Linked DNA regions of Homo sapiens: regions 1 and 3 are each linked to region 2. The links are chromatin loops, found by intact Hi-C in ENCODE. Cell type or tissue: MCF 10A. All regions are shown on one strand. Region 1 has its middle 300 kb from the start of PUDP. Region 2 has its middle 220 kb from the start of PUDP. Region 3 overlaps STS (steroid sulfatase).

Evidence for each region. Peaks named below come from ENCODE experiments on the same cell type or tissue, not always from the same donor. Only the 100,000 strongest peaks of a DNase experiment are listed, where the experiment ranks them.
Region 1: a loop joins it to region 2, with 5 times the contacts of the local background. A loop is called at or near these places in 3 of 110 quality-filtered maps.
Region 3: a loop joins it to region 2, with 3 times the contacts of the local background. A loop is called at or near these places in 2 of 110 quality-filtered maps.

The regions. Positions count from the first base shown.
Region 1 is chrX:7,442,533-7,450,532 of GRCh38, forward strand. No RefSeq gene overlaps it. Among named protein-coding and RNA genes, the nearest start is that of PUDP, 300 kb to the left of the region's middle. RefSeq lists an enhancer at 6,398-6,941. In MCF 10A, no CTCF peak of the experiment used is centred here; DNase peaks (open chromatin) are centred at 2,679 and 4,499.
Region 2 is chrX:7,368,393-7,376,392 of GRCh38, forward strand. No RefSeq gene overlaps it. Among named protein-coding and RNA genes, the nearest start is that of PUDP, 220 kb to the left of the region's middle. RefSeq lists an enhancer at 4,431-5,630. In MCF 10A, no CTCF peak of the experiment used is centred here; DNase peaks (open chromatin) are centred at 4,669 and 4,929.
Region 3 is chrX:7,154,773-7,162,772 of GRCh38, forward strand. All of the region lies in intron 1 of STS (steroid sulfatase), which reads left to right. Among named protein-coding and RNA genes, the nearest start is that of PUDP, 11 kb to the left of the region's middle. In MCF 10A, no CTCF peak of the experiment used is centred here; a DNase peak (open chromatin) is centred at 4,549.

The DNA of each region.
Region 1 (8,000 bases), 74 kb after region 2:
AAAAACTGCCTCTAATAGCTTGAGGATATTCATTTGATATGAAATTATCATATGACTTTAGTGCAAACTGCCTGCTGATTTTTTTTTTTACAGTAAACCTATTGAGTGCTGCTTAAATCTTCACATCTAAAAAAATAGCTATCAGGAGTTATTAAACTCCTACTATGATGAAGACAGCCATGCTGTGGTGCAGTTCGTGTTCTGTGTATGATGATTTAAATACATAAACAAGTACACAGGATGTAGTTTGTTGAAAACTACAATGGATGCATTTAATAAAGACTATTACTGAAATATGTGCTTTTCAGTGGTCACGGATGGAAGGCACAGTCACTGGGGAAAGGTAAATTATACCAAAATCAAAAATACAAATATGCGTAACTTCTGTTCATCAATACACACCATTAAAGAAGTGATGCAGCCAATTAGAGAGTTGGAAGAAGTGCAACATATGTCCAATGAAAGACTGACTGACTGAATATATGAAGAACTCCCATAAGTCAATATAAAAATTGTAGAAAACCCAATAGAAAGATGGGATGGAATAGGCCCTTTAAAAAGTGACTAGAAAACCAATGAACATATTCAAAGCTTCTCAAACCTATCAGCAATCAGAGATATGCAAATTGAAACAACCATGTGATGCCACTACACAACCTTCAGAATTTGCTAAAATGAAGAAGGCAAACATCAAATCTTGATGAAGATGTGGAATGATTGGAAATTTCATACATGTTGGGTGAAAATACAAATTGGTCATTTTGGAGAACTGTTGGGCAGTATTTAAGTATTGTAGAATGTATTCATATTTTATGGGCCAACATTTCCAATCCTAAAAATCTGTGCATTTGTTCACCATCAGCATGGAAAACAGTGTTTTTGGCAGCATTATTTATAATCATCTCAAGTAGGACTCATGCCCTAACCACCATAAAAGTTGAGCCATCTCTTTCAGCCATAGACTGAATAAGAAAACACTGAAGAAGTCTTGAATTCAAAAAAGTTCTTTGGACTAGATATTGAAGCATGAATTGAATTTCATCCCTGATTTGGTCTGAGTTTTGCTTCTGCTCAAGTTAGCATGGTGCACATTTCTTTACCTTAACATGCCTCCAAGCACCCTGCATTTACCTGTGTTTCTGGCCATTCATTGATGTGTTTCGTGGTGCTCACCCAGTGCCCAGCACAGAATACATGCCTATGGAACTTCACACGTACTTATCAGCCAGCAAGAAACAAGTACATAAAATGATTTCTCAGACAGTGGAAGCATTTCCTGGTATTATTTTTTTCCTGTGGGGTTTACTCAAAGAGTCGTTTCAAAATGTTTAAAGGAGATTTTATTACAAGAGAGAGCATCTGTTATGTGATGTCTCTAACAACTTATGTCGGCTAACTGGATTTGGTTACTGAGAAAAGATGAATGGATTTTGAGAATGAGCCTTGAAGTTATTTCATCTCCTATTAAAATATGTTGCTAACTTGTGGCTGGGCATGGCGTCTCACGCCTATAATTCTAGCACTTTGGGAGGCTGAGGTGGGCAGATCACTTGAGGTCAGGAGTTTGAGACCAGCCTGGCCAACATTATGAAACTCCGTCTCTACTAAAATGACAAAAATAGCCGGGCATGATGACACGTGCCTGTAGTCCCAGCTACTCAGAAGGCTGAGGCCTGAGAATTGCTTGAACCCAGGAGGCAGAGGTTGCAGTGAGCTGAGATCATGCCACTGCACTCCAGCCTGGGCAACAGAACAGGACCTTGTCACACACACACACACACACACACACACACACACACACACACACACACATTGCTAACTTGTGGTAAGAGACACTCCAGATAGTGAAGTCCTTGTCTGTTGTCTCTGACTTTTATTTACTTCTATGAGGACCAGGGGAGGACCCTCATCTCTGAAAACTTCTGTTATGTCCCACAGTCTGGTGAGAAAACCAGCCCTCTGAAGAGGAGGGGATGATACTGATCATTGTTTATTTAATAGTAATGCTGTAATATTAATAATAGAAAACCTTGAACTGTCTCCTCTGGAGATGTGTAATTCATAACCCTGGCATAAAATTGTCATTTTAAAAAAGAATCTTGGCATGAAATCTTTGAGTTTAATTGGAGGGTATTATCACAAACAAGGGGAATGATAATATACGCCTTGTAACTGACTGAGCCCTTATCCTTGAACTTCTAAGTCTCTTCACCCATCCTCTTCCGTGATATGATAGGTAGAGTCCATTGTCTTCCATCCTTGAAAATGTATTTCAAGAGGTCACATGAAAGGGAAAACTCTTTGTTATTCTCTTTTTCTACTCTGAATAGAAAGCACACACAAGCTTAACCTGGAGCCCAGGAAGGCCGAGAGAAGCCTGTTTCTTTGGTTTGTTTCTGGGCTTCTTGCGTTGGCATGTGACCCAGGGCATACAAATAAATCCTTGTGATTCAGTTACTTCACGTGCATAAAGAAAAAACTGCAATAAATATTCTGAATCCATTTTGGATGTTTTACCGCAAACAGCATTCAAACCCACAACTCCCCTTCCCCTTCTGTCACCACAGCCAGGTAAGTAATAAGAATGCCTGGAGGTTGAGGGAGTGAAACTATGCAAGCCACAGCCTGTGTTCAAGAAGGCTCCCTGCAACCTCACACCTTAACCACCATGAAAGCTGAGTCATCTCCTTTCTCTGTGACTGAAGCCATCTTTGTACTAGCTTGGGAGTCTTCCTTGCTCTTCCCAGAAAGCCCCACTGTGTCATAAGCCTTCTCATACATTCTTTATGCATGTAATGTCATCAGTCTTGACCTCTAAAGCAAAGTTTGGATGTGTGCGTGTTTGGAGGGAGGGGTCCATCCCACCTCTGTGGAATGACTACAGTGGGTATTAGGTCCCAGCCCTGAGCAATACCATAAAGAGCCCAATATCATTTTGCAGAACAAGCAGAATTTACTCCTTGGAGCAAAATAATAATGCACTTACCCATCGATATTTGAATGACTGGCTTTTTAATATACTTTCTAATAGCAATATATTTTATTTACTGCTGTGTCCATAGATGCCTTCTACATGGAATTTTCTTTTATCTCCACAGCCCAAAGTGATTCTCTTTGCTATAAACTGCCATAGCATTTTGATTGTCAGTCTCTTACACAACTTATTACGTTATTCCTTTTACTGCAGTTATACTACGGTACTCACAAAATGAGTACATTGCAGAGCTTTGGAGGCAGGGTTGCCTGGTCATCATGGGACAGTGCCTTATACAATCTATGTTCCCTGAATGTATAAATGAATCCATTTTGAGTGCCAATAGCAAAGACAGGAGAAAAGCACAATGCCATTTATTATGCACCAGGTATCTATACCCACGCATTTAAGAGAGTCACAGAAGCTGCCCTTTGCTCTGCCACTTTCCAATAGAACTGGTGTGCAAAACGTTGATTTTGGTTCACTAACCCTGGACAAATGCGCCTTGAATATGGTTTAACCATGTGTCATATAAAAATAGTTACAAGACTTGCTTTTATTTTTACATAGTATGTGTAGACCAGTTTGCCAAGCTCATTGCATGTAATCATTCAAATGCCTATGACGGTGACACTATAAGGTATATCCTATTTTATCCCCATTGTACAGATGTGAAAACTAAGGATCCATGAAGCTAAGGAGCCCGTTGAAGGTGAATGTTGGTAAGCTGGGATGCCAGATATATGAACCCATGTGTTATGGCTTTAGAATTTATGGACAGTTGCTGTGGCTATAGTACTCTGCTGTGTAGAGTTGTGACAGGCAGACCCTAATTCCCTTCTCTTGAGCATAGGCAGGACCTGAGACTTGCTTCTAACCAGCGGAATATAGCAGAAGAGATGTGATGCTTCCTTTGTGATTGTGTTACATAAGGTTGTAACTTTCATATTGCTGGGTGCTTCTCTCCCTCACTGGCACTGGAGAAATCAGCTACCATATTTCAGAGGCCCACATGGCAAGGAAGGGAGGGCCATCTTTGGCCAACAGCCAGCAGGAAACTGAGGCCTTCAGTCCTTCACTTCACAAGGAATTGAATTCTGCCAAAAATGTTGCAAGCTTGGAAGTGGATCCTTCTCCGGTTGAGCCACAGATAAGACCACAGCACTGGCTAACACTTTGATTGCTGGTGGCAGTCTTGTGAGACCCTGAAGCAGAAAATCTACACAAGCCATACCCAGATTCCTGATCCACAGAAACCATGAGATAATAAATGTGGGCTGGTTTAAACCACTAAGTTCATGGTAATTTGTTACACACATATAGATAAGTAATGCAGGTGGGCTAGTATGATTAGAGAGGGAAGACCAGAGAACAGCTTGATTCTCAGAGCCTTTTATCACTGGCAGCTTTATTAATCATTTTTCTTCTCTCTTCCTTCTCAACTCATCTTAGAGTCATGCTCCCTAAATGACCCTGATCATAAGAATAACCTGGAGTGCTTGCGAAATGTACCGAATTCCTACCTTTACGACTCATTGACTTGGTGGGGGAGGAGCCAAGGAGTCTAGAATTTCACCGAGACTTTCATGACATTCTTTTGCTCAGGCAAAGTTGAGAAGCACTGTCATATAGCTAGGGAGTGAATCTTGACCCTGGTTACATTTTAGACTCCCATAGAGTCTGAGGTGCATTGTCTGAGATGAAGCCTGGGGACTGGTATTTTTCTTTCTTTTTTTTTTTTTTTTTTTAAAAATACTCCCCATGTGATTTTAACATGCAGCCAAATTTAAGAACTGCTGATCTTCAGCAAGCCCTAGCAAGAAGATAGCAAATGTCAAGTACTCCATCAAGTAAGCATGCTAGTTATATAATGGGGAAGAGGGATAGAGGCCATTAATGTTCTAAGAGATATGTGCTTTCCCACAAAACTGACCTACTCCAAGCAAGACTGTCAGCTCATCTTTTTACGTTAAAGTGATTTATTCTAAAATGTTCCAAAAAGCACACATAATTGCAGGATGTTTGAGTATAAGATGTTTTTTGAGTATCAAAGTGAATAAAAGCTACCAGTGAATAGAATGGCAGAATTTGGTTTATAATATCTAGATTATTCTAGAAACTTGGGTGGAGGATGTAAAGTGTACATATTGTAATGAGGTTGACTATCTAATTTCTGGGGCCCAGTATAAAATGAAAACGTAGTGCCCCTTTTTCAAAAAAACAGCCCAAAGTGCCATTAAAGGAAAAATAAGTATAAAGCATTTACCTCTCTTCTGCAGTCTCTCACTTGGCTTGTCATGGTGTTTTGTATTTGCTATTTAATGTTGTTCTGAGAAAAGGAAAATTAAAATTTTAAATTATTAGCATGAGTATTACCATTCGTCTTTATATGACGTAATACCAGCTTTAAATGCAAATAGAAGAGCATTTAACTTGTGGACAGAATCACCGAAATTACCTAATTTATGTTTCATGGTGCATACATGCATATGTATTTTGTTCTTACCAGAACAGTGGAAACACTACACAAAACTAAATCAACTGTTTTTATTTTGCTTCTTTCTATGTGCACATTGTACCTCACTATGATTAGTTACTGGTAAGGAAGGACTTAATGGAAAAGGAATTACAGGCTTCCCTTCTTAGTCTTTTATTCTCTGTCATCATTTTTCATCCTAAGGAGTTGGCTCATGCAGGGTAACCCAGGATTTTTTCGTTTTGCATGTTTCTCAGAACGCCTGTGCCTTCTTTCTGAATTTGAAGGAAGTTGTGGTTTCAAGGGAAAGCATGGCCTCGCTTGGCTGTTAGCTTACTCACTTGTAGGTGTCCCATGCTTACATTGTCCTCTTTCTGAATCTCGCTGATCTCCTATGCACTGTGGGTTTACCAGAAGTCTGTGCTCATGGGCCACTGCATATGCTATCCATGAACAGGGCAGTAAGTAAAACCACTTTTGCAAAAATCGTTAGTTATTGGGACCTGAGTTTGGAGAATAACATGTTGGGTAGCGAGAAAGGTATAAATGATGTGCTCATCAAATCATAAGTGAAATCGTAAGTTTTGATTCCCCCTGTTCCTCCTTTATCAAATAATTCTGAAATCAATTCCTAAATTGATATCCATGTAGCATCCCAACATTATGACATACGAGGTATGTTTCTTACAGGCTACGTTAGATGTATCTCTTTTAAGGTTCTCTCAAAGGCTTGGAGAAGGGGTAGACAAAAATATTGCTCATCTATCCTATCCCCTTAGCTTCAGTCCATCTCACCAGAAGGGACAAGTTACTGAGCCAAAGCGTGGGCTGATTTTTAGGGAAAGGACATCAATGTAGGTTGGTAGAGTTAAAAGAAATATTTTCTTTTCCTCTTACCCAATTAAAATTTGAGAAATAGTCTTAGTACTTAGCACAAGTGAATTCACTTTGGAAAACGTGAAGGCATTTTGAGCAACAGCAGTAGACTGCTGCCCTTGTAAGATACATGTTGACTTACCAGGACCACCGGACCTAAGAGGGCAGGCCCAAATTGCCCTTACATTTTTATTTGGAACATTTCCTTTAGAAAACTTGTAACTTTTTTCCTGGTCTCTTTGAAATATATGTAAATCATTTTGAAAGCTCAAGAAGACTCTTTCCAGCATTAGGAACTAGCAGTGTCTTCCTTAAGGACCTGGGAGCCATCCCTTTGAAATGTAAACATCAAGGGAGTTATCACCTCCCGCTCTCAGTCTCTGTAGGAAGGTAGGAGCCTAACTTCAGAAGGGCCTGGATCCTGGTTGCAAAACCACCTGTGTCATAAAAGTAAGCAGACTTTATTTTTGCTTTGTACAAAACAAATTAACTAACACGATGGTCACCCCATTTATGGGGTGAACTGATGGTGAACTATGTGTAATAAACAATGTTGTCAAGTCCTCTTACTTGAGGACTAGTTATTGTTTATCTTCGGAATGTATATGTAAGGGGGTTATATTTGCTTGGTTCTACAGAGTGAGATTTCTTTCTATCTTCACAATTTCTAAGAGATTGTGGAATATGATATCCATTACATTTTGATTTAATGCATATTCAATAATGAAATTGTTTTCTTCCCCTTCTTCCTTTGTGAAGAGGTTTTCTGGATTGGGAGAAAATTTTATTTTATTTTTTAATTAAATTTCCACAACAACACTCATGAGCCTATCTTTTCTGCTTCCAAAGGAGACACCTCACTACACCTTAACGTCATGAGATATTTTGGTGGCTGGATCTCCTAATACCTTGGGTGTCTTGGTGGTTGGATCGCCTAACATCTTGGGTGTTTTGGTGGCTGGATCTCCTTCCCTCCACCTTCCAGGCATACCCAGCCTGGCACCAATGAGTAAAACAGAACTACTCACTGCCCAAATGAGACACAAAAACATAGCTTCCTCTTTGTGTTCCAGTGACTGTCACACAAGTCCAACATCACAAGTCAGGAGATATGAGCCCTTAAGGGAGGTCTAGCCAGATATTTACGCCCAGGCTCAGAGAGTTGAAGTTTAACATCCTCATTTTTTGTAGTCCTAGAATGATCAAGTGTGATCTTGTGAGACTGTCTTCAGTTTCAGTGAGTAAAAGGGCATCTGCTGATCCTCTCCCATCTTTTCATGTATTAGGTTAATATGTGGAAACAACAGGTTGCAGCAGAGAAAGAGGTTTAATCATAGAGCTACCAAATGAGGAGACTAGAGGAAACCTCAAATCCCTCTCTCCGAGGAGTTTGGGTCCAGGGTTTATAAGGGTTTTGGAGTGGGTGGAAGTGTGGAAATCATTGACGGGTGGAAGAGTGTAGGGTGAAGTCATGGATCAGGGAGATGAAGAAGCCATGTTCTCATGCTGATCCCATTTCTCTGTGCGTGCGTGGGGCGGGGGTGTCTTCAAACTGGTTGGTGTCAGCTGTTTTGCTGGAATTTAAGATCTGAAAAAAGTCTTAAGCAATTCTTAAACAAAAACCCTTCTAATTTTAACATCAGAGAGCCTATCTATAAGAACAATGGTGATTCA
Region 2 (8,000 bases):
TGTCTTATCTTTCTTTAGGCTACCCTGAAATAAACAAAATAGCTGATGGAATTTCCTGTGTTCGCAGATTCCAGGCTTTCCACAGGTTCTAGACCTCAAGTGATACATTGGTATATTTGGAAAGATAGATTTTTAACAATAAAAAAATGAAAATGCAGACATAGCTAGTTCTAGGAATAAATATACTGGAGCCACAAGGCAAAATCTGATTTTTTTTTTTTTTTTTGCAGATAGTACAGGCTTAAAATAACTTTAACCCATCTATGAGGATAATCACAGGAATAGGGCCTTGGCCTAATTAAAATTACATATTCCAAAAGATATATAACATAGCTTTCAGTTATCCAAGACATCAGATACTTGGTGGTTTGTCAGTGATAAATAAACTTTAGCTTTATAAGTAAAGCCTTAAAAAGGACAAAATAATTTGTGTGTGTTTGCTCTTATGCGTCATTCAAATTGATTGGTTAATTATTCCCTTATTGTCTGAGCTGTTTGGCATTTTGCAAACAGTTTTCACAAGGCTTGATGTTCTGAAGAAGGTGTAAATTTTCCAAGGTGAATTAGAATGAATGTGAGCTAACTTATTGATGCTGGCATCATGAATTAAATAACTGGTTGTTATTGACTTACTGAACCACCAGACATGTGACAGAGGAACTCAACTCTATATAGATTCTTAAATGAAAGAACTTGATCATTTTGGTGACTCAAAATGCAGTCAAATTTCTTAGTCATATGTCATGTGATTAATTTATGTAAGCATTTACACACATTAGTATTTAGTTTTAAAAGTATTTCTGAATATATGGAGTTCGATGGATGTGTTTCAGAACTAACCTTTACTTGCATGGGTTTATTTTCATTCTGTTGTCGTTTCTTGATTTGGAGGCAGTTATTGGTGGTCTTTGGTCTTAACCTCTTTGATGCTAGTGCTTTCTTCTGTTGAATACTGTGGACAGGAGGACCACGGGCATAGACCTTCAAAGGAGTATATCAACTCTGGCTGAGGTCCCGCAGGCTTTGGCTTGAACATGTCCATGTGTCAGTCAGCTATTTCCACAATAATGCTACATAATAAGGTAGCCTCTAACTCAATGCATAAAAATACATATTTCTTCTCATACTCATTTTTTTCTGGGAGTCATCTATTGTGGCTTTACTCCATGTGTTACATTCAGGGCCAAGCTTGGAGGCAGAGGACAGAGCACCCAGAGGGCAAGAAGAAACACAAGCTCCTTTTCAGATTTAAGCCTGTAAGTGTCATTTCTGTCTACATTTATTTGGTCAGACCATGTGTCAGTGAAGTATACTCTCATGGAGCTTGAGGGAGACTGTACTACTTAGATTTTTATTGCTGTGTAATGAATTGCCACAAACTTAGCAGTCTAAAACAATACCCATTTATTATCTCAGTTCCGTAAGCCAGAAATGCAGAGGAGCTTAACTGGGATCTCTGCTCCAGTTCTTACCAGAATGAAATTTATGTATCATCTAGGACTTCTGGTCTCACCTGGAGCTGAAGGTTCTCTGCCAAGATCAATGATTATTGGCAGAATTATTTTACTTCTCACACTGTCCACATGGGTTCCTCCATCTTAATTTTTTTATTTTTTTTGGGACAGGATCTCACTCTGTCACCCAGGCTGGAGTCCAGTGGTGTGACCACGGCTCACTGCAGCCTTGTCCTCCCCAGGCTCAGGTGATCCTCCCACCTCAGCCTCCCGAGTAGCTGGGACTACAGGTGTTCACCACCACACCAGGCTGATTTTTTTTTCTTTTGCATTTTTTGTAGAAATGGGGTTTCTCCATGTTGCCCAGGCTGGTCTCAAACTCTTGGGCTCAAGCAATCCTCAGCCTCCCAAAGTGCTGGGATTACAAGCATTAGCCACCACACCCAACCAGGTTATTCCATCTTTAAAACAGCAATGGAAGGTCAAGTCCTTCTCACACTTCAAATCTCTCTGATAGTATCCTCTGTCTTTTTCTTACTTCTAAGAGCTCATGTTATTACACTGAATCCACCAGGTAATCCAGGATAATCTCCAATTGAGTAGGAAGCTTATTAAGTGAGCTTGAGTAATCTTATTCAGTCAGAAGATAAGTTCAACTAATTCAGCTTAAGTTATTCAACTTAAGTTATTATAACTTGGAAGATACATTCAACTGATTAGTAACCTTAATTACATCTGCAAAATCCCTTTTGCTATGTAACCTACTTAAACCACAGGAGCAGCACCAGGAAGTGAAAGTCATGATGGTGAAAATTCTGCCTACCCCAGAAACAGAGGCAAATATTTGCTGAACAATGTACTACCTCACCCTAGCCCTATTCTGACCTAAAACATCACCATGACCTCCCCAGTGTTCTTGCTCCATGTGACCAATTCTCTTCTGCTCTTTCAGGGAAGTCCTAATTGGGAAATGAGATGATTTCAACTTTTTAAAACATCTAATTGGTTACCAGCATGGGCAACAGAGTAAGACTCTGTCCCTACGAAAATATTCAAAAGTTAGCCAGGTTGGTGGCACGTGTCCATGGTCCTAGCTACTCAGGAGCCTGAGGTGGGAGGATCACTTGAGCATAGGAGTTTGAGGCTTCAGTGACCTATAATCACACCACTGCACTGAGTGTTAGGCAACAGAGCAAAACTCTGTTTCTAAAAAATAAAATAAGATATACAAAATAAAATATCTCATTGGCTAAAATGTAGTCACACGACCAAGCCACAGAGGAGGCTGGGAAATGTAGTCTTTAGCAGACTAGCTGCATGCGCAAATAAAAAAGTTCTATAATTGTGAAAGAAATGCAGAATAGATGTTGGCTTAACACTGCAGGTAGTAAAGGCTGCCAGTGTTAAGCCAATATCTATTGTAATGGCTTATTTACATTCTAGTATGTCATCAGTCTTGCTTACATTACATCATTTTATTCTTATACTATATCCATGAGGGAGTGACAGTTTTCTCAATTAACAACTGAGAAAAACCTATGATACTTGAGGGTATTAGTGTTTAGTGGGTGGGTAATGTAGGGAAGAAATTCTAGGCAGAAGGTGGTAGGGGAGATGAGGAAGACAGGGTGAAATATTATTCTACAGTTTAGCAATTGCAGTTTCTTTAATGTTCTTGTGTCTATGTGTGTGTGTCTGAATTTGTGTGTGTTTATGTGTCTGTGTATGTGAGTATGCCTTTGTATGTGTTAATTATGAGGGCTGAAAATGAGAGCTGTGGTTCAAGAGACTAGCATTGTAAGGTTTTAAGAAGGGGGCTAAAATATTTCTCAGAAATTAAACATTGGAGCTGTTTCTTTGTTGCACCTCTGGTGTCTACAGAACCCATATGGATCAGCTGGGTGAAAGGTGACATACATAAAAGGCATGGTGGCTCACCCCTGTAATCCCAGCACTTTTGGAGGCCAAGGTGGAAGGATCGCTTGAGCCCAGGAGTTTGAGACCAGCAACACAGCAAGACCTTGTCTCTGCAAAAAATAAAACAAATTATATAGCTGGTCTTGGTGGTGCATACCTGTAATTCCAACTACTTGGGAGGCTGAGGAAGAAGGATCAGTTGAGCCTAGGAGTTTCAGGCTGCAGTAAGCCATGATGGTGCCACTGCACTCCAGCTTGGGCAACAGAGTGAGACCCTGTCTCAAAAAAAAAAAAAAAAAAGTAAGGTGTTTTGTAATTAAAATGAGTCACTCAAGATATCACTGCCCAGACAAGGGATACCCAAAACTATTTTACTCGAAGGGAAAAAATATGTAACTTCATACGATGTTCCATAAAACTGCAGAAATGCTTCCTTATGTTTCCCCAATTTATGCTCCTGTAATTCAAACAGGGAAAGTAATGAATATGTGTGGAGTTTCCCTTCCAGAATTGAAAGCATCCTTTTTGCAAAGGGATCATGTCTCTTCCTGGGTGAATAAGGATGATAGGACCCTTCTCCAGAGGGGCTCATCCCTGTTTCTCCCCTATTCCTGCCTCCTTCCTTTGCACAGACTGTCTTTGAAGTGCCTCCAGCATCATGTCACAAGGCAAATGTAAGTCGCATTAGGACTATAAATGAATTGGAGGAGTAGCAAATGCAATAAACTGGTTGCTGTCTTGAGATATGACATCTAAACCAACCAATATATCTCAGAGGAAAGACGGCTTTTCCTCCTTCCTCCTTATTTACTCTGAGGCACTGTATAAAATGCTCTACCATCAAAGAAATGATGGCAGAACAGAAAGTGGAGGTGCTATAAATTTCATGCTTGGCAGCTTGCACTAGATGTATTTCAAGGTAATGACTCTACCTAGAACTTTTCTAGAATGACCCCTGTCAAAGCCCCTATTCAGAAGCTACATTCACTTCTGAATGAGGTGACGAGAAGCTTGGAATAGGATTAGATAATGGATACATGTACAGGCTGCTAAGATGTTTATGGCCTGTGGGATTTGCTGTGAATGCAGGAGCTGGGCCAGTCCAATTTCTTGCCAGCAGTTTGAAATTGGGAACTTCAGAAATGGAGTCAGTCACATGTCTGGGAGAGTGAAAACCGAAACATTGTGATTCTGCAAAGATACGGCTTCATTTCTAGTTCCTTGGGTGCTAGGTTGTTTCTGGTTTCCTTTCTCTGGATTTCCTGACGTTTCCATGATGTCTCATAAAAACGTGCACTTCTTGCCCAACTTGGGTTTCCTCAAGAGAGTATCTGATTTCACAAGAAAAACAACAACAGTCTCACTTTACACAAAAATTAGCTAATATGCACTGACTGTTTACTAGGTACCCGACCATATTCTAAAAACTTTATGGATATTGACTCTGTTATTTATCAAAGGGCATTATTAGGTATTTTAGCTACATTTTAAAATGTGGAAAATGAGGCTAGGAAAGGCACATTCTTCAGTGTGACTCAGATGCCACACCCTCAGCCTCTATATTGTGTGACACATCAGAGATTCACGTGGAAGAGTTAAGTTATATGTTTTACTGAAGGAAATGTGAATTCTGTACCGGATGTATTTTATGTGTTAGTTGGTTTATTTATAATATAAGGTTCTCAGCTGTCCTGCAACAGCCATTGGACTGACAGTACATTAAAATGTAAGTGGATCCCAATCCAGGATTTCAGTTAATTCAATTGATGACTGCTATTGGATATTCCTGAAGAGAGGGTGGATCTAGAGGGAAAAAAAAGAGAAAGCTGTGCATATGAGGGAACAATAATGATGACAACAATTACAACAATAATGTAAGGAACAGTATTAAGTGACCAAGGAAAATTGCTCAATAGACTGTAACTGGACCAGGAGTAGGTCTGAATGAGTTGAGTGAAAGAAGAAGAGTAAAAGGTCAGAGCAGAACTCACTCCTGTGAGTACCAGGGGCCAAAGCCTCACTCACATTCTTACCCTCATACTTCTCCAAGTCTTCCTTCCCTGGGCAAGATCTCCCCCACCCTCTGGTCTCACAGTGAGGCAGAGAACATAGTCCTTGAAGCTTGACAAACCTACATTTAAAACTCCAAGTCTGGGCTGGATGCAGTGGCACATACCTGTAATCTAGCACTTTGGGAGGCCAAGGTGGGAGGATTACTTGAGGCCAGGAGTTCAAGCCTGCAGTGAGCTAGGATTGCACCGCTGCACTACAGCCTGGGTGACAAAGCAAGACCCTGTTTCTAAAAATATACATGAAAAAAGTTAAAAATTCCATGGCTGCCAGTTTTGCGATTTTTTGCGCAGTTTCTCTTCTGTAATATGGACATATGGACACTTGTCACTTTGGAGGGTCATACTGTAATATAATGAATACACACACATATGTAAAAGTGTTTGCAGTATCTGTAATGTATGCCTAACACTCATTTTTCAACATTCATTGGTCATCCACCTATTCAAGTGTCATGGAATCCTTGGAGTGTTGCTTCACCAGCCAGAAACCTCTCTGGCCAGTGACGCCTTCTGCCTGGGTATTTCTTGCACCTGCTGGGCTCATTTCACCCACTTGGCCTGGCAGGTTGTGCTTGGCTTGCACTACCAGCCCAGATCTCATACTCGCCAAGTGCAAGTCAGGTGCGGAGTGGCAAGGGGTGTGTAGGTGAGCGAGCATGGGGTCCAGCCACTGCATGCAGCTAGGCATGCTGGCTGTTGCAGTGGGTCAGGCAGCTCCAGGTGCCAACACAGGTGCCAGCTCCATGCCAGGCTGTGGCTGGACAAGATGTACTGCACACAGCTTCTGCTGTGGGCACTCCCATCTGGACAAGGGAAACGTGGTGGTGTCCTGAAGCTTGGAGATGCCAGGAACTGCAGAATCCCAAAGAGGGTGTCACAGCCCTGGCTCTGAGAGCCCCTGGGTCTGGGCTCCCAAAAGGGAAGCAGCTCTTCTCTTCTTCTCGTCATCTGCACCGTTGTGAGCGGAGGTGCATGTTTCAGCCCTGTTTGTGTTACAGCTCTTTTAGTGCTGTTATTCAGTGGGTCTCAAGTTTTTGTCTCGTCTCCAGGAAGAATGAGGTACACAGACAACTGGAGGGTGAGCAAGGCAGAGAGGAGCTTCATTGAGTGGCAGAACAGTTCTCAGGAGACCCAAAATGGGTAGCTCCTTTCCACAGGCAGGTCATCTAAATGTCTATGCAGCCCTCAGTGGAGAGGAGACCTGCAGTGGGTAGCTCCCCTCCACAGACAGGTCACCCCAATGTCTGTGCAGCCCTCAGTGGAGAAGAGACCTGGAGTGGGTAGCCCCTATCCACAGGCAAGTCATCCTGACATCTGTGCAGCCCTCAGTGGAGAGGAAACCCAGAATGGGTAGCTCCTATCCACAGGCAGGTCATGCCTTCATCTGCCCGAATCTGGCTGAGTCCGGGGTTTTTATGGGCTTCAGAGGGGAGGAAGTGCCTGCTGATTGGTCCGTGGGCGGCCATGGCCAGGCCAAGGAAAAGCAACATTAGTTCTCACTGTGGTCTGTGGAACTGACAGCCTGGCCTCAGGTCATCCCTGGCTTGAAGGTAAGGCCTCACCAGTGACCCACCCCTTTCCACCCAGAAGCCTGTCTGCCTCCTGCTGTCATCGACCTGTCATCCATAGTGCCCATGGCACCCAGACTGTTTACGCCAAGGGGAACCTGCAGGCCCACACAGAGCTGCCCTCAGCCCCACTCCTTGGCCTCCCTCCTGTGGTCATCAGTGCCTAAAGCCCAGAGGGGGCTGAGGCAGCAGGAGGCTGGTGTGTCAGTGCTGCCTCAAGCACACACACACCCAGGTGAATCGTGACAGCATCTGGGCTTGACCTCAACTTTGCTGCAAAATCAGACTGGATACTGGGAGTGGGGAGAGGCCAGGCAGTTGGAGAAGGCACTTCTGAGCCTGTGGAGGGAGGGGAGCTTCCCAGCTGATATGGTTTGCCTGTGTCGCCACCCAAATCTTATCTTGAATGGTAACTCCCACAATTCCCACATGTCATGGGAGGAACACTGTGGGAAGTAATTGAATTATGGGGACAGGTCTTCCCTGCACTGTTCTCTTGATAGTGAATGAGTCTCACAAGATCTGATGGTTTTAAAAATGGAAGTTTCCCTGAACAAGCTCTCTTTGCCTGCTACCATTCATGTAAGATGTGACTTGCTCCTCCTTGCCTTCTGCTATAATTGTGAGGCCTCCTCAACCACGTGGAACCATAAGTCCATTAAACCCTTTTTCCTGTATAAATTACCCAGTCTCAGGTATGTCTTTATCAGCAGCATGAAAACGGACTAGTACACCAGTCCCCAAGAGCACAGGGATGCCCAGGTCTGCAGCCATGGCTGGGTGGCTGCATCTGTGCCTGTGAGGGTGGGGCTCCACCCCTCTAACTCAGAAGGGGGTGGGGCTCCCGCCTGTTCCCAGCTCCCACTGGCTCCATGGAGTGAACAGCTCTGGCCACGTCTCCCCCACCACAGCCGGCATCATGGCAGTGGCCACTCCAGACAGGTCTCTGTTGCCATCACAAGCATCCTTAGCCCATCCTCAGATGGTCT
Region 3 (8,000 bases), 210 kb before region 2:
AACACAGGAGTGAATGTGCAAATAAAGGGAAAAAAAGTATTCTAGAAAACACCAGCAAAAAAAAATAAGGAAAAGGAAGCTTCAAAAAATAAACAAGGAACATTTGTTTTCTTCAATTATGATGTCAGTATGGCATGTCAGCGATAACGTGGTCCAACCAGTCATTTCTAGGATTGAAATTTTTCTCCTTTATTTTACTTGCACCCAACTCCTGTGCTGCTTGGTGCAAGCTAACATCTGGAGGGAACAGAAAGCTGGTTGCACAGCCTCTCCCTTCAGCTTCCCCATGATCACATAAGCCTGGAAAATGTGCTGAATGAGTCCTTGCCTCCTCAATTCACAGCCATGTGTTCACTTGAAACTCTCCCATTTCTGTGGTCAACGATGGTCTTCCCATTTTTTTTTTTAACACAACAGTTCCCAAACTTACTCAACAGGGACCATCACATATGCTCTTTAAAAAGAACATAATATCTCCTTCAAACACACTTTAGAAATACCAGACTACTGTTCAGCATAGGGTCCATTCTGACTTACATTCTGCCTCACCACCAACTTTCTTGAAGCAATCATTCAGTAAGGCTGTGGGATTTTGCCAAGTCAGCGTGACACCAAACACATTGGAAAAGCAGACTAAATTTACAGAGTAAAATTCAGAGAATGAGAATCTTAGGTACCTCAAATAGTTAAGATTTTAAGAATCTTAAAGGGAACAGATTATGTTTATATGTATATATGTATACCATGCATATGTTATATAATCTATATAAATAATATATTGGTGTGCATGATTTTTATAAACTTGAGGAAATGCCTTTATATATAACTTAAATATATTTAGTTTGTATATATTCACAAATGTATATGTTAAATATTATATTACAAACAATGCAACTGCATGGCTTTAAGAAAGTTAAGAAGAAAGGTGATTACAGTAGGTTCTCACTTGTTGGTAGGTTTTTGGAAACTGTGACTTTAAGCAAAGCCACATATAACAAAACCAATTTTTTTCTCATCAACTTTATAACAAAATGATGTTGAATGAAATAACCTGCTATATATCGTTCCTCTTAAAGTTGCAATTTCCGAGAATCAGCCAGGTATGGAGGCTCACGCCTATAATCTCAGCGCTTTGGGAGGCTGAGGCAGGTGGAATGCTTGAGCTCAGGAGTTCAAGACCAGCCTGGGCAACATGGTGAAACCCCATCTCTACAAAAAAAATACAAAAATTAGCTGGGTGTGATGGCATGCACCTGTTGTCCCAGCTACTTGGGGGGACTGAGATGGGAGGATTGCTTAAGCCTGGGAGGTCGAGGCTGCAGTGAGCTCTGATCATGCCACTGCACTCCAGCCTGGGTGTCATAGTGAGAACCTATCTCAAAAAAAAAAAAAATTCTGAGAATCTATTGACATTGTTAAGTGAGGAGTTATTGTATATATGATTTAAATTTATTACATATATACACACATATAGATGCATGCATGTGTGGGTTTTTTTATTTTTGGCTGGCTCTTGCTTCTCTTTGGATGTATGTGTGGTTTTAACAATCTTCAGGTGAAAGGTCTTTATATATAATATATGTGTGTATATATATTTATATATAATTGCACAGGTTTGAGAGTTGTTTAATAGGCTAAGTGAAGTAGGTGGGTCAAACAGGTACAACACATGTATTTTCTTCTCTTGTGGGCACATTTCAATTGAATATGTTTATTGGCTGCTGTTGTATTAGTGCGTAAACAATAACATTTGGAAGCATCTATTTCAAGTCAATTTCCTAGGGCCATTTAAACCACTCTGAAAGAATCTTAGAGGCAATAAATTTCCATGACTCCTTCCTCCTGGTGTAAACTAGGATGCCAGTTAAAGAAAGGTAGTTTACTAGGACTTGGGTTTTGGTTTAATAATAAAGCTATAACTTGAAACATGGAAATGCAGTGGCTGTGATTAAATCTGCTCCTGCAAAATGGGAAGCGAATGATAATTAAAAACCACAAATATGCAAAAATACCTAGAAACTATTCATGATTTTTTGTGTTCCTTCTTTGATCTGCCCCCAACCATGTTCCATGTAACACACATAGGAGGAATTCTGGGGTTTTCCACATGTTTTTGCCCTTTCCTGTGCCATACCCTTTACTTTAATAGACAAGGAGGGGGTCCCCAAACCAGAGATTTGAGAGCACTTTTGGTGTTTTAATGTTTCTAGACTTTATGAAGCTGGCAAATGGCTTGGAGGAGAATATTTGAGCCCACTGAATGTATACAGAGCTCACTGCTATTTGTCTTGTGCAGTAGTGGATGATGCAATAGGGAGACTATAAGCTGGATTCTGGGGCTCCAGGTCTCTTCCTTCTGCATGGCTAAGAGGAGAACCCTTCTGTGAGCACCGTGTTGCTCTCATCCCACTTGCCCAATTTGCATTGAGATGCTTGTTCCTTGATTCAGGGCCCTAATTATCAAGCCTCGATCTTTGCTCATGTGACTGCTGCCTGTCGAGTCTTTGAGAGTAAGTGTTCCCTTGCTCATCTCTGATTGCATGTGCCCTTCTTCTGTGGGACTCCAGGATTTCCCACCAACAGTCTCTCTTATGGGTTCTTTCTGGGTAGAGGCCCAAGTATGAAGACATGCCCAGTGTTAGCTTGAGGGTTCCTGTGCAATGCCACTGATGGTTGGCACAGTTATAGGAATGTCAAACATCAGGTAGGTTCAACTCTGAACAATTTCATTAAGCATCTACGTGGATTCATATACCAAAGTCTGTGCTTTTCATGATCTTAAAGCACAGTAATTTTCATAGCTCGTAAAGTAAAATCTTTTCACTTCTGTCTTCTCAAAATTGCCAAAAAGGATCATCCATTTCTTTTGGCCAGGCACCATGCCCTGGGACATTATATCTAATCAATAAAGGGTTATTGATTAGAGGGGCCTGAGATGTATGCTTCTGCCTGCCTTACTGGTGAGAAAGCTGGTGCCCCAAGTGATTAAGCACTTTTTGGAGGTCATACAGCTAGTGGGTGCTGGAATCAGAATGCCATGTCTGTCTGACTCCAAAGTCCTCCATCCACATATCAAGACAAATTATTCTGGGAAATATTTATTGTAACAGGATACTCATTTGACAGCATCATGAAATGAGATGGAAAAAAATGGCATTCTGTAGGAATTTTCCATGTAGATAACCAGGAACCCTATGGATCTCTGGCCTCACAGCAAGGAGAGAAGTGGGGGCTTATGAAGAGGTTTCTGTGGCATTATAGCCCTGCCTCCTCCCCAGTGGAGTTAGGCTTTCTTTTTTCTTGTTTCCTAAATGAAATAAAAACAAATGACATGGCATGCATCTCTCTTAGCCTCAGTCCAATGTTGAGGCTTCAGCGACACTCCTCAGAGAGGTTGATATTTGATTGTGCATCTCTTGGGGGACCTAGGTGGGTGGCACCTGATCCCTGCCTGATCTGCTCTAGAGACTTCTGATCTCGAGGACTAGGGGGAGTTGATTTAGGTTGCACTTCCAGAGTCCCTCAAACAAATATGCATAACCAGATAACCTTAATGATTTGGACTTTTGCCCCACAAAATCTGCTGGGATGAGGAGGAAACTCCAGCAGAGAGGCGCCACTTGAAAACCAGTTGGAGGAAGAGACAACATCGCCCGCATCTCAGGAGTTGCAAATGGGGGTGATCCAGCTGTCCTGGCTTCCAAGAACTTAAGAAAATGCCCTTCAGCTTTGCCTGAAATCTTCACATGACAGGACCAGTGAGAGAAGAACAAACCTTCTGCTCCTTTTCGCCTTCCTTTCCTGCTACTCTCCAGGTGGAGGGATCAGTAACCACAGCAGGGGGAATGAGGGAGGATGACAATTGAGAAAGCCAGAAGCTTCCCCGTGTGTGCCCTCTGTTTCAGGACCATGAAAAGCATGCCTTAGCTGGGGGTAGGGTGGGGAGAAAGGGAAGTCTTACTCTGGAATTAAAGCTGCAGAGATTTAGCCTTTCATTCGACATTTAACTTTGATCTTGAAAGCATTCAGTGACCAGAAACATCATGTGATGTGCTGGAATTTTGACCACTAGCTGGTATAAGACATTTCTGCAATGAGTAAGTTTTACAGAGACCCTGGGAGACAAAACATGGCCTTTTGGTAAAATCCGAGTCGTATTTATTCATGTTAAAATACTTTTCAGGTTTCAGCATGCCCAAATCCTTAGTTATTATTAAGACTAGAAAATGGGCTAACACTGCTACTTTATATATTATTTGAGTGCCTACTGAGAGCCAGAGGCACACAAAATAATTAGAAATAAGCAATTTTTTATTTATAGAAGCAAAGACTCAGATTAGGCTTTTTTTTTTCTTTCTCCCTTTCCTTTTTCCCTAAATGCTGTAAAAACAAACAACACGAGGAAACTAATAAAAGAGAAACACTGGAGGTTATTTTTCCTGGGGTGTGATTTTCCCCCAAGGTGTGTGGTCAGAAGACTGCCTGCTGTTTCATCAGCGTTGATGGGACACCTCCCTGCTGAGTGGTAGCCCTGCTCATTGCCCAACCCTGTGGTATTGACACAGAGAATGAATTCCTTGGGGCTCTTGGCACTGTGTTGTATGTGTAACTCACGTAACAAACAGGCTGGCAAGGCTTAGGCACATCAGGCTCTCCACAGATCATTAAAAACAAAACCCTTGCTCTTCTCATCCTAAAACCACGTCCTATGTTGTTCATCGAAAAAATAATCATCACTGTTTGTCTGTCCCACCCCACCATTATATAGCCTCCCTCTTCTTCCTCAACACATGCTCCCTTTCCTTGCTGCGCACCATGCAATGCAAAATTCAGTGCCTACAGGAAGTGCTCTCAGTGAACTCCTGATTGTTTTCCAGGTTAGGGAGTCAATAGGTGAATAAGAATTGCAGTTAAGTATTCAGGGCTGGCACCCAAAGCTCCTCCAAAGTGATGAGTTGGTGAAGGAAGTCCAGCTTCCCTCTGAGTGATGTTAAAAATGTGTGGGGCACTGGGGGAGAGGAAGGCCAGGTGGAGAAATACATGCAGTTAAATAACTTTTTTATGATAGATTCGCTGATTACTCAGTGATGACTTTATTGCCAATGATGCTCCAATATAACTGCCCAGGCTGTCAAATGATTATTCACACACGATGAGCGTTCGGCTGGGATACTTGTCCAATGTGATGGTATGAAAAGCTGTTTGAGATCCTTGAAGGAGACGTACAAAGTGTCTTGAGTCTTCCAGTAAAGAGCCCTCTCTGAAAGCCTTGTAAGAACTGGTGAGTTACATTTTTAATATGATTATTATTTTTTCTTCTCTGCTGCTAAGATGTTGGGATACGTGATGACAGAAAATTGCTTACGGGGAATATTTACTTTAGTTGCACTGCTTCAAAGGAAGTCTAAAGGTTTCTATTTATTTCCCTTCCTGGAATAGCCCAAGAGCAGCATGTTAAGAGTTAATTGAATAAGTAGAAGAGCCAAGTCTTTGCTCTGGGAGGCGGAGTTTTAAATTCTCTTCTGTGGGACTGATCAAAGTTTATACATTTTTTATCTGTAGTGTTACATTAAAGAAAATATCTGTAAAACCACCTACAACAATTTATCTAATATGTTTTCATTTGCTCATTTGCCCTGAAACAAGGCTGTCTATAAGGAGAAGAAAGTAATTGCCAAATAGTTTGTCTTTGTGGATTAGAGTGGTAGTTTGAAAACACAAGCTTGGTATAAAGAATACTGGAGTTTAGAGGAAAGAATCCTAAAAGGAAATGAGCAAAGGAAGTGGTGGATTTTGTGCTATAGTTTACACAAAAGAGAAATTAAATCAATTAACCTCATATATGAAAATACTGCACCCACTGCTTCTGAGTTAGATACGATGTCTATGCGGGAGATGTCTTTGCCATCCAATGCATTCCCTGAAAGATTGGCATGATTTTAAGCTTTCAACTTACTGCTTTTCTAAAGGATGAATTTGAGAAGGAATTAACAGTTGTTTCACTCTTTTTCATTTTAAATATACAGATTCAATATCTGTAATGTTAATATGTATGTATCCTAAAGAGTGGAAATACGTATCCTAAAGAGTGGAAAAAGAACATACATGCCTACTTCTAGAGGGGCATACACGTAGATCTCTCAGTTTATCCTCAGGACCATGCATGAAGTCAAATGTTTCTTTTTGTTTTTTCTTTTTTTTGAGATGGAGTCTCGACCTGTCTCCCAGGCTAGAGTGCAGTGGTGCGATCTCAGCTTACCACAACCTCCACCTCCTGGGTTCCAGCAATTCTTCTGCCTCAGCCTCCCGAGTAGCTAGGATTACAGGCATGTGCCACTATGCCTGGCTAATTTTTTTTTTTTTTTTGTATTTTTAGTAGAGATGGGGTTTTGCCATGTTGGCCAGGCTGGTCTCGAACTCCTGACCTCAAGTGGTCTGCCTGCCTAGGCCTCCCAAAGTGTTGGGATTACATGCATGAGCCACTGCATCCGGCTGAAGCCAAATGTTTCTTAACAGGCTATGTTGGTTTTAAGATGTGGTGTTTATTACTGCACTTTTTACAGTATACTTGTGTATGTAAGATCATCTCTATAAAAGAACTAGGTTAACTGAAGAATGGGTATGTAGTTCAGAGATCAGTTAGTGTTTTCTGAAAATTTATATTAATTGCAGAAAATGAACATCCAAAAACAATTTAACTTTTGCAATGCATGCTGTACATAATCTAGTAATTATGAACCAACCAAATGGATGATTTTTTCCCCAAAGAGAGATGCTAAGAAATTCCTTTGATCTCTTTCAAGTAAACTCTCTGTTATCTTATGAGCAATTATAATGAATTAAGATGTCCAGTTCATGCTTACTTTACTTCTTATCAGAGTATCAACATATTTCATGTACACATCAGTTTTGTCTTCTGTGCCAACCCGAGCAGATTGAGTTGGAGGAATGTTAGAAATAATTTTCACTGAAAATAATATCACTAAAAGTGTTAAAATTATTTTACAGAAAGTTTGCTCCATTTCGTGTCATTTACTGTAGGTACTCTTTGTCTCAAGGAACACATGACAATGCTTTACTGAGTACCCTGTGAGTTGGTATCTATAGTGACATTACTATTTGCCAACTGAGAAATTGCCCCATATTCATTTATAATGAGATTATCACATCACAGCTGATATCAGGAGACAGAAATCTAAAAGCTTTCAGTGCATGAAAAAAAGATAATAATGACTCCTCTTTGCATTAAAAACCTAAATAGTAGATGTTGAGCATCCCTTAAAAGCTTGAATAAAATAAGCATTAAGAGTTTATGGCCAAAAGTCCTAAGCCATGCTTTCTAGACCAGGTTCTGTCACCATTGTTTTGTTTCCATCTTGTCTTCTCCTTAAAATTCGAGCCTTGGTTGGAAATTAACCCCTGTCAAACTTGGCCACTGAGTCAACAAGCACTTCCCCAGTGCCCCAGGGACACAGGTAACAGAGGATGTGGCAATGATGAAGCAGAAGTCCAGTCTCACCTCAGGTGTTTTCTGTGAAGGAAAACAAGCAGTATAAATACTGCAAGTACCAATGTCAATAATAATTAAATGCTTATTATGAGAAGGAAGTGCAGGGCAGAGACTTGGCACAGGGCTAATTAGGAGAAGCACCTTCAACTGTGAGGTCTGGGAGAAAGCCCAGGGGGATGGAACAGAGATGGCTTAGGGTCCCGGGTTCCTCTTGGCGGTTCCAAGACTGGGAGATTTTTAGTTTAGAGATAGAGACTGGGACGTTCTCTTTCACAATGAATTTGTCTATCCAGCGATTCCCCACGGAGGCACTGTTGGTACGTGGGGCTGGGTGATTCCTTGCTGTAGGGGCTATCCAGTGCGTGGTAGGATGCAGCAACCCACAATATCTCCAGATGTTGCCAAATGTCTCCTGGTAGGTAAAATCATCCTCCCGGATGACAATCTCTGGCCTGAAATAAGCATTTAAAATGTGTAAGACTGGCCGGGC